Linked DNA regions of Homo sapiens: region 2 is linked to region 1. Evidence: chromatin contacts called from ENCODE Hi-C or POLR2A ChIA-PET data. All regions are on one chromosome and are shown on one strand. The core of a region is the stretch at or near the end of the contact, and the rest is flanking DNA. Distances in the headings are between cores, read along the strand shown. Region 1 holds the start of GLIPR1L2 (GLIPR1 like 2). Region 2 overlaps LOC105369844 (a long non-coding RNA gene).

Evidence for each region. A loop is a pair of places that touch in the nucleus more often than their neighbours do. ChIA-PET counts read pairs that join two places held with the same protein, here RNA polymerase II (POLR2A). Pooled maps may share reads with other maps.
Region 2: a loop to region 1 is called in a map of ascending aorta, with 2.2 times the contacts of the local background. The contact joins the enhancer-like site here to the promoter of GLIPR1L2 in region 1. A Hi-C loop is called at or near these places in 1 of 168 maps with a recorded cell type or tissue (ascending aorta) and 4 of 50 pooled maps. POLR2A ChIA-PET finds 5 or more read pairs at or near these places in 1 of 52 experiments (MCF 10A).

What each region holds. Positions count from the first base shown.
Region 1 is chr12:75,388,709-75,393,628 of GRCh38, reverse strand. GLIPR1L2 (GLIPR1 like 2) reads right to left here and starts at 2,540. Exons shown (of 6, transcript NM_001270396.2): 1 at 2,279-2,540. The coding sequence starts at 2,512. It also overlaps a transcript of CAPS2 not described here. RefSeq lists an enhancer at 2,479-2,608 and a silencer at 2,566-2,738.
Region 2 is chr12:75,809,312-75,814,682 of GRCh38, reverse strand. The region is part of intron 1 of LOC105369844 (a long non-coding RNA gene); the gene reads left to right. Among named protein-coding and RNA genes, the nearest start is that of PHLDA1-AS1, 220 kb to the left of the region's middle. Within about 2 kb of position 2,127, at least 3 of the 41 ENCODE cell types and tissues checked have a DNase peak (open chromatin) inside an H3K27ac peak, as active enhancers do.

The DNA.
Region 1 (4,920 bases), core at 1,291-3,790:
ACAAAATGTGGTATATGCATACAGTAGAATATTATTCAGCTGTAAAAAGACAGGTAATTCTGACACATGCTACAACATGGGTGAACTTTATAGACATTATACCAAATGAAATAAGCTAGTAACAAAGACAAATATTATATGATTCCACTTATATTTGGTACCTTAAGAAGTCAAATTAATAGGAATAGAAAGTAGAATGGTGATAGAGGCCTGGGAGGAGGGGAGATGGAGAGTAAAGTAATTATTTGATGGGTATGGAGTCTCAGTTCAGGAAGACGAAAAAATTTTGGAGATAGGTGGTGGTAATGGGTGCACAACAATGCAAATGTACTTAATGCCACTGAACTATACACTTAAAAATGGTTAAAATGGTAAATGTTATGTCCTGTATATTGTAATACAATTTTTTAAAAACAACAATTTTTTTGGTATTTAAAAGCAAGGTAGAACAAAAGTACTACACGGCAATAGCATGAATAAGGATGGAAAGTATTCAGAATTTGTGTTCTAAGATCTTATTAATATTTGGGTGGAGTTTACAGGTATTAACTTTTGGAATTTATAAAAAGTACATACATTAAAATACTAAAAATAACCAATAAAAGAGTTTAAATAAGCTGAGTGATGTCCAAATCTGCTAAAGAAACATTTTAAATAGGCCATACTATTATGATAGACTATACTATTTACAGTTAATATTTATGTCCTAATAAAATACATGGGAAAAATATACATTAACTTCAAGAAAGAAGAAAAAGGTAAAAATTTAGGGTGGGACTTTAACCTATATATCAAATACTATTCCTTTAAAAATGTCTATATTTAAAAATATCGATTGTGGGTATACAGGTATATTATTTTATATACCTTATGTTTGAAATACTATATAATTTTTAGAGATGAGATAGAAAACCTATGAAAAGTTGTATTAGAAAGTATTATGTGTTTATTAATTTTCAGGAGTAAGGATAATCTTCAAATTGGGAAGAAACAGAATTAGTCACAAAAAATGGGAAATTAGTTGAAACTCCCAAATATCCCCAAACTCTATAATTGAATTCAAAAGAAAAAGAATTGGCTTAGAAAAAAGTATCTTCAGCAGATAGAACCAAATGCTAGCATAGTTCTATAAGACAGCATATAATCTGACATGGAAATGCTGACAATATAAAAGGTAAAGGAAATGACGAAGAAAGAACTCAAGTATGTCCTATCAAAATAGTATTTTAAAATCAACATTAAAACAAATGACCATTTTTGTAATTTATTCATTTAGCAAGTAATTGAACATGTCCAAATCAGTGAGGATGTGGTGAAAACAGAACAGCTGGTATTTGCTAAATTTGGCACTACCCTTTAGCATAGCAATTGCTATGTGTTAAATTAATAAAAAATATCATACCCTTAATTTATTTATCCCATTTCTGAAATTTGTGCTAAGAACTAATGCTGAAGGAAGAAAAGACATGTCTAGGAAAGTAGTCCTTGCAATATAATTTATAAGTTTGAAGCTTCTAATTCCCTAAGAGGACAGTTATTTATTTGCCGGATTTTCAGTCATTTTAATGACAGTCAGGAAAACTCAATAGCAACCAGGGAATAGTTGAGTTGTTAAATGACTATAGGGTGTAAAAGAGGGGGAAAGCAAGAACCGCATTGTAAGGTAAGGCAAAATCAGGGTCAAGACTAGGGTGAGGAAACTGAGACACTTCCTTAGGAGCCAAATTTGGAATGGGCACAAAAAAAAAAAATCAAGATAACAAACATTTTTAAAAGGCAAAGCTAATGTGACATCGATGATGGAAAAAGCTAAAAATAAAAATTTCAAATACAAACAGAATCTCATCTTGATTTGCACCACCCTGAGAGTGTCGCACTTGTTTTTCCCTAATCCAGACCCAAGGAACCTGTCTTTGTTAAATTTTTTAACATTTTCTTTACCCTTGATATTGATATTTTTGCACTGATTTTTAATTTTTAAAAACCCGTTGCATTAAAATATCATTTTCTTGAATTGGCGCCCCCTTAAAATCTGCACTTCAGGCCAGTGCCTCCATCACCTTAGTCCTGGCCCTGTGTAATATCATGGTAATAAGCATGTGTTAGAGTGTCCGCAGTTTTTCTCTGTGTAAACTTCACGTGTACTTTAAAAACCAAGCTAAAAGTGCGGTTCTCCGCGATCCTTCAGCCTCAGAGCAGTGGCCCCAACTACCCGAGATCCAGGGAGGCGTTGTGGCAACGGTAGTGGAAGGGTCGGCAAACCGCCTTCCGGCCTCACCATGAAGCGCAAGTTAGACCCTCGGGGAATGACGTCGCCCCGCAGCTCATTGTGGAGGTTCACGTACTCGTTGATAAAGTCTACGTCCTCCTCGTCTGGCAAAAATCTGGCGTTCAAACTAGAACCCAGTAGCAGTAGCCACAGCTCACAGAGCCGCAGCTTCAAAACGCCCCCTACTGCCAGGGGTAGGGACTGGGCCCTCCACTCCCGGGCGAAGGGCCTTGCGGCCTCCATGGTCCACCGGCCGCTGACAGGCCAGTGCGCACGCGCTGGCCGTCCCAGTGACCTGCCAATCTACGGAGGACGCAAGCAAGCCTTGTCCCGCCTCCCGGAAGGAGAAAGGGAGGAGGGAGGAGGGAAAAACAAAGGAGGGAGGAGGGGGTAAGGAGGAGGGAGGAGAGAAGAGGGAGGGGAGAGTGGGTAGGGGAGGGGGAGAGGAGGGGAAAGCTAGACCTGCAGAGTGAAGAAAGCTGGTAATAGATGTCTGACAAACTAAAGAAAGACTTGTGTTACGTGAGTAAGCCCTTTTCACTAAACTAATGTAGTGAAATGTTATCCCGAATTGATTTCTGACACTGAATGATATGTCGTTATTAATGAGTCATCAGTTTGTATGGTAAATGCCAATTGCTGAGTAACAGGTCTGAGGAACCTTCTAATTGTGCCAGGTGAAATGATTTTTCTGCGATACAGATACAAATTCAATTAAATTTTTTTTCCCCATTACCTGTTGAGTTGGAAATTTGGTGCAGGGCCTGCCTTTTATTTTCCTCAGGGACAGAATGGAATACAGAAATATTGCTAGTTCTTAAGGCCAAAGAAGTTCTTAAGGCCAACTTAATTGATGAGATTTTTTTCAGTTTTTAAATGAACCTTTGTGGGAAACCACAAAATAAATGGGAGTGAAGGGAGAGTAGGGATCACCAAACTCTTCAAAGGTTAAAACATTTCTACTTCTTCTCTCATCAGCACAATTCAGACAGCCCGGAATATCAAGATTCATCTTTTTCACTAATTGTGGCATTCACAGTAAGAACGAACTCTTTTGTTTTCTTTTTTTGTTCCAGACAAAATTGGCTAATATCTAGCTGATTTTGGTCTGATCTGTTTACCTCCAAACATTTTCCTCAAAAACAAAACAAAACAAAACCAACTTGCTTTGAAGACTTTAAATTCTAAGCATGGAAAAAAAGCAAGTATTAGTTTTGGAATACACGTTTGCATATTACATATTGTGCTTAATAGCATTAAGCAGATATGGAAAATTGACATTGGGAGAGAATTTTACTACAAAACATTGTAACAGGTTAGCCAAACATTTATAAAAAGAAAAGTGCTTTTAAAAATTGTCTGTGATGCACACAATTGAAAAACAATAGACCTATGTAAGATGGTTTCATTTATGCCCTTGAATACTTACTACTATGACTGCATAGTAGTAAGTTTTAAGTGATTGAGAAAGATCAGTAGACAAGACACAGATCCAGCTTTCAAGCAGCTTACAATTTAGTGAATTAGCAATCAGGCAGTATTTAAAACGTGATAAATACAAAGCCAAAATTCTATTGCTTGGTACTCTTGTGGAGGAGCAGGGAAGCCTTTCTGGAAATTGTATACAGAAAGTGAAACAGACAAGTCTAAGATAGCATTCTAAACAAAGGGAAAAGCATGTAATGTGCCTAAGGAGAGGAAGATCCTAAACGCTAGAAGTATTTTAGTATGGCTAGAACCTATTTAAGGGTGAAGGTGGCAAGTGCTGAAAGATGCAATTCTTTTATTATGGTGGTACTGTTGTTAGACTGCAAAAAATGCTAAAGAAAAAGTATAAATAGAATAATGCAATCTTAGATTTGGAAGAAATTTTAGCCACTATTGCTAGCCTCCTGTGTTAGGTATACTCTCCGGAACATCACTGACAGGTGATCATCACATCCTTTTCTTAAATAATTAGACCAACAGGGAAGCCCATTCCACTGCTAGACATCTCATTCAATAAATATTTCCTTGGTACTTCCTGTGTGTCACAGCCCAGCTAAAGGCTCAAATGCTGAACAAGCTAGACATGGAGTCTATCCACAGGGAGCTTTTAATTAAAGGTGACACAGATGAATCATCAAACAGTTACAATACAGAGTGGTGAATACTATTTTTAATCTATTTCACAAATATTTAATGTGTCAGGCACTATTTAAAATGCTTGGACAATATCAACTCACTCAAGTCACACAAATCTTAAGAAATAGTTATTATCCCTTTAACAGATGGAAAAACAACTGAGAAAAAGAGAAATCAAATTGCCTGAGGCCACCCAGCCAGGGAGTGGTAGAGCTACTTCTGTGTTTTTTTTGTTTTGTTTTGTTTTTTTTACCAATTCCTTTTCTAAAAATAGACTCTTTTTTAATAGCAGTTTTAGGTTCACAACAAAACTGAGAGGAAGGTACAGAGATTTCTCATGTAACTCCTGTCCCCACACATACATAAACTCCCTCATTATCAACATCCCACAACAGAGTAGTACATTTACAACTGATGAACCTACATTTATCCATTATTCCCACCCAGAGTTCATAGTGTATATTAGGGCTCATTCTTGGTGTTGCACATTTCATGGGTTGGTATAAATGTATAATGACATGTTTCCA
Region 2 (5,371 bases), core at 878-3,377, 420 kb before region 1:
GCATCCTCTAAAATTATAGTTACCTTCTGAGAATAAAAATAGGAAATGCCAGAGGAAGGAGATTCACAGTTAGCCAAGTCCACAGTGACACACACGGCTGATTGTGTCCAGCATCTGAGGCTGTGAGCACCTTGCCCAGTGGCTAGTCAGTCTTCGTAATGTCATCTCCCCTACCCCAGTATTTTCACCCTGAATTGCGGTAGATGCTAGCACCAAGAACCCAGCATTGAGCTGCTCCTATGCTTTAGTTGAGTCTGGGGTCTACAGATAAGTCATAAACATCTGACTACAGCAGGGAGTGAGGGGACAGACAGCAAGTGGACCATCTCTGACATTCTTACATAAGGTGAGAAGCCAACCTGTGCAAACTTGACCACCATCCTATTTGCTGTGTTGCTCCACAGGAAACTAGTCTGGATAAAACTTAGTTTCAACCCTTAGTGCCTGGGGTTCAATAAGACACAGTAGATCATGTTACCCTTTTGAAAAGCACACTTACTTTCTAGATTACAAAATTATTAAAGGGAAATCTGAAAATGCAAAAAAGAATAGTAGCATGTAATCATAAGGTAAAATACAGATGAAGCCAATAAAATGTCTTGTGGGAAATCACTCTGATGCAAGGATAGCCTACAAGTACCATACCAGGCAACTTATTACAGAGGTCACAGAACAGGAAGGCTCATAGCTGGAATGAATATGTTGGAATCTCATACTTCATTGAATCAATTCAAAACAGAGCAATAAACAAGGGGAAAGAAGAACATAACTCACTTAGGGCAGGGTGCATGTGGGCAGAAAGACCACACTCCCCAAATCCTGTGTTATCCAAACTTCATACATCCTGTCTGTCTTCTACACTAACCTTCCCTCTTAGTGATGTGGATATAAGGACCAGAGTAAAGGCAGAGCAAGAGGGTTCAGCAGATGAAAGATGCTTGGAGCGGATGCTTAGCTAATCTTTGGGAGGGATGCATGGACAGGCACACGTGGACACAGCTACCACTCAGATTAACCTGATGAGCACTTGTGTATTATTTGCACTTTCTGTATAGAGGATTTGTAGGGCCAAATGGCACCATAATGGGTACCACAAATGAGTGTTTGATTCAGGAATGACACAGTCTTCCATCTGGAAGTGACATGATTTGTGCTTTACTAATACTTAAGGTTTACTTGTGTAGCTTTTGAGCCATTGACATTGGTGGTTGGGGGTGGGGGATATGTTCTGCCCAGGTTTGGGGGTGTCCTAACTCTTTACTAGGAAAGACTTCAATTGGAAGGCAGGAAATGGCAGCCAGATATAGAGTCACTGCTGCTTTTGTGTGAAGAGAGTTTGGTGCTTCATCATGAAACTCTGAATGGGCCCATAGAAAAAAGCAGCCTGTGTCAGAAAGGGTCTAGAATGAGTCCCCCTCTTAAGAATGAAACCAGCACTATTTGCATGGTCCTTTAGGCCTCAGCTCATCTTACACCATATACTTACTCTCCTGTTTGCAGCCTCAAACCTGCAACAGGAGAGTAAATATATGATGTAAGATGAGCCGAGGACAGAAGTTGAGGAAACACCAACATTTAAAGGGCAGATGGAGAAAGGGGAATACATGAGGGGGAGGAGAAAAAGAACAGTCAGGGATTTTGAAGAACCAGGAGAAGATGCTATCACAGAAGCTCGAGTGCTCCATAAATTCCTGCTGAACTTGAAGTGGCTGCTCAAGTACTAAAGGTGAGAATATCTGAGAGAGTAGTACACCTGTCTACAAGGGAAAGCCAAATGAGGCCAAAGCTAGGGTAGCTCCTGCCATTTAGCAGGGAAGGTAAGGGAGAGAGAGACAGCCTGATTCCCAGTGCTTCTGATGCATACTGGAAAGGGTGGTAGTGGTGTCAGAAGCCAACGTACCCTTTTGGGTTCCCCTATTAGAGATCCCATTGCTTCAGAGTTGGCTTTATAGCATCCTGCTACCTGCTACTTTCTTTCATTCTGCACTTCTAAGAGGTTTGCCTATGTGCACGTTTGTTTTCAGATGTCTAATTCTGACTCAGAAAATTGCTGGTTTCAACTCTTTTGCCAGATGGCTGAGGAAAGAGCAATTGACTGTTAGCGCTAAATGCCTGTGTCAGAGCCCAAAGCAGCCGATTTCAATTAACATAAGAAGCAGAACAGATCTCCTATCGTGCAAATGTAAAACGATGAGAGAATGAAACCTCATCCTAGCTGAAAAAGGCAAAACACACTGCGTTTTATCTCCTCCCAGATGCTGGCCACGCTGTTGGGTTACTGGGGTCTACATACAAATGGGAGAGGAATATAAATCAGTTCCTATATGACTCTAATTCCCAGAACACCACCTGTGCCCTTGCTTTCTTTCTGCTTAGCTGGCAGGGAGTGGTCCTCAAAATCACATGGCAGAAATCTTTTGTTTATTTGTTTGGGTGCATGGAGGATACCATGGGGTTGTTTTCAACACAATTTCCTGTCTTCTCAAATGAGATGTGTTTTATAGAAGTTAAGTGCTCTCTTGTTATTTTTCCAGTTTCTTTCTTTTTTTAAATTTGTTTTGTTTTAGAGATGGGGCCTCATGATATTGCCTGGGCTGGAGTGAAGTGGCTATTCACAGGTGCCATCATAGCACACTATGCTAATTTTTAAGTGGATGATATAGAAAAGGAGATTTTAATTTTTTACTTTGGTTTTTAAAAATGTATATTTCTTTTCCTTTTTCTTTTCTTTTCTTTTCTTTTTTTTTTTTTTTTTTTGAGACAGGCTCTCATTCTGTCACCCAGGCGGGAGTGCAGTAGCATGATCTTGGTTCACTGCAACCTCTGCCTCTTTTTTTTTTTTTTTTTTTTTTTTTTGAGACAGGGTCTCATTCTGTCACCCAGGCTGGAGTGCAGTGGCATGATCTTGGTTCACTGCCACCTCTGCCTCTGGGTTCAAGTGATTCTCCTGCCTCAGCCTCCCCAGTAGCTGGGATTACAGGCATGTGCCACTACACCCGGCTAATTTTTTTTGTTTTTAGTAGAGCCGGGGTTTCACCATGCTGGCCAGGCTGGTCTCAAACTCCTGACCTCAAGTGATCCACCCGCCTTGGCCTCCCATAGTGCTGGGATTAGAGGCATGAGCCACCGCACCTGGCCTACAAATATATTTTTTGTTATGTACTACACTTTACAAGGTGAAAATAAAAACAAAATTTAAAAATCTAGATTGAGATATGTTGCTCCCACCTTGCTCTTCATCTACCCAGTTTCTTTCTGCCCTTAATAAGTAATTTCAATTAGTCTCTTGCTATTTTTCCAGTGTTTTTTATTTTATTTTCGAGACAGGGTCTCATGACGTTGCCTGGGCTGGAGCGAAGTGGCTATTCACAGGTGCCTCCATAGTGCACTACAGCCTTGAGCTGCTGGACTCAGTGATCCTCTGGCCTCAGCCTCCTGAGTAGCTGAGGACTACAGGTGCACACCATTGTGTCCAGCTGCAGTGTTTCTTATTGCATGTACAAGCATACATATACATTCTTATTTCCTCCTCTCTTTTTTCAGAAAAGATAGCATATTACACTATTTTGCACCAAGCTTTTTCATTATTGAACAATATATTTTGGAGATCTTGCCATATTGATACATAGAGAGCTTCTTCATTCTTTTTTTATTTGTGTACCATATTCAGTTATACAGATACACCATAGTTCTTTTGACCAGTCCCCTATTTTTGGAGGTCATTTCCAGTTTTTGCTATAAGAAACAGTTCTCTAGTTGATATCTTTAACCATCTATGCTGTGATACATAGGTAACAGTAACTGTGGGATAGATTCCCAGGAGTAGCATTGTGGTTCAAATGCATCTGTAATTTTGGTAGATATTGCCAGATACCCTTCCATGGGGGCTGGCCATTTTGCCTGCCTTCTAGTGCAGTGTGAGAGTGTCTATTTCTTTGCAGCTTTAGTAACTGAGCATTTTCAAACTTCTGTTTGGGGCTTTTTTGTTTGTTTGCTTTGTTTTGTTTTGATTAGTCAAATAAATTAGCTCAAGGTAGTGCAATTTGTATTTCTCTTATTATACTTTCTTGAGGTCATAGTATATTATTATTTTTGTTTGGTTTCATGATCTCCCAGAGAAGGATCATGACCCGATGATGGCAGGGTGGGGGATTGTTGGGGTGGATAATCCTTCCTAGATGCTTCACTCTTGGGCTCTAAGGACTTTATAAGATTCTAGATCCTCCATCATGTCCTTGTGTGTTAGTTTTATTACTCCATGTTTTCCTGTAGTGATTAGTAATTGTAATACTAACCAACATGTATTGAGTGCTTGTTACATTCTAGGTACTATTCTGAGCACTCTCTATATAATTCATTTACTCTTAAAAAAAAAACTTTATAAGGAAAGATGTTATAATCTATATTCAGATGAGGAAATGGAGGTACAGCAAGGTCGGTAACTTGCCTAAGGTCCCAAAGATAGAACCTAGGCAGTCTGATAGAGGGTGAACAACATCTTGGATTTTTGTTTGTTTTTTTTTTGTTTTGTTTTGTTTTCCTGGGACAATCCTGGTTTTTGCCTTTAAAGTTCCATGTCCCTGAAAACTCCTTAGCCTGGGCAAACTGGAGCAGTTGGTCACCCTAGTTTGACCCTAGAGCCCTTGCAAATCACTATTACATTTGTCTTAAGCCTACAAGAGGATGGATGCATGTAATCAGAGGAATGGGAGAGAGAGCGTTGCTATAGCAGCATGTGTGAGACTTTTAATTTGTAGATTCCTATTTTTATTCAATTAGCCTGACACCAAGGGAGCAGGAAAAAAGAGTGGGGCCATTCCCTCAGTCAAGTAGCTGCAGAAATGAGAAATAGCCAGAGAGAGAGAATAGCTAATCCAGCTGCTATCATCAGAAATCCGTGTGGAGGTCTAGTAAAACAAAAAACAAAAAACAGAAAACATATATAGTCTTGTCACTACGGTAAGTGAACAATTTGCATGCACTATTTCAATTACTCCTCAGAGTAGCTCTGTGAGATTGGTACTAGTATTGCATCCATTTTCCAGATGAAGAGAGGTGAAGAAACTTGCCCAAAGTAAGGTAGATCGAAACTCAAGCTCTCTGCCTGCAAAATCCATGCATGTTTTACCTAAATTTAAGTGCATATTTGATTCCTAACTGGGCTCTTAATGACTAACAGTAGGAAAGACTCTTGAAATCCTGAATCTTTGGCCTTGCTGCAAGAGATGCTGATTTATTCTTGAATGGAGAAACCTAGCAGCTAAACAATTAGAGATGCTTTTAAAGATTTCTAACAGCTTCGGGAACAAGCACTTGTTTAAACATGTTGAGGCTGTGAAGAGCAACAGATAAGATTCTGCTCTATTTTTGC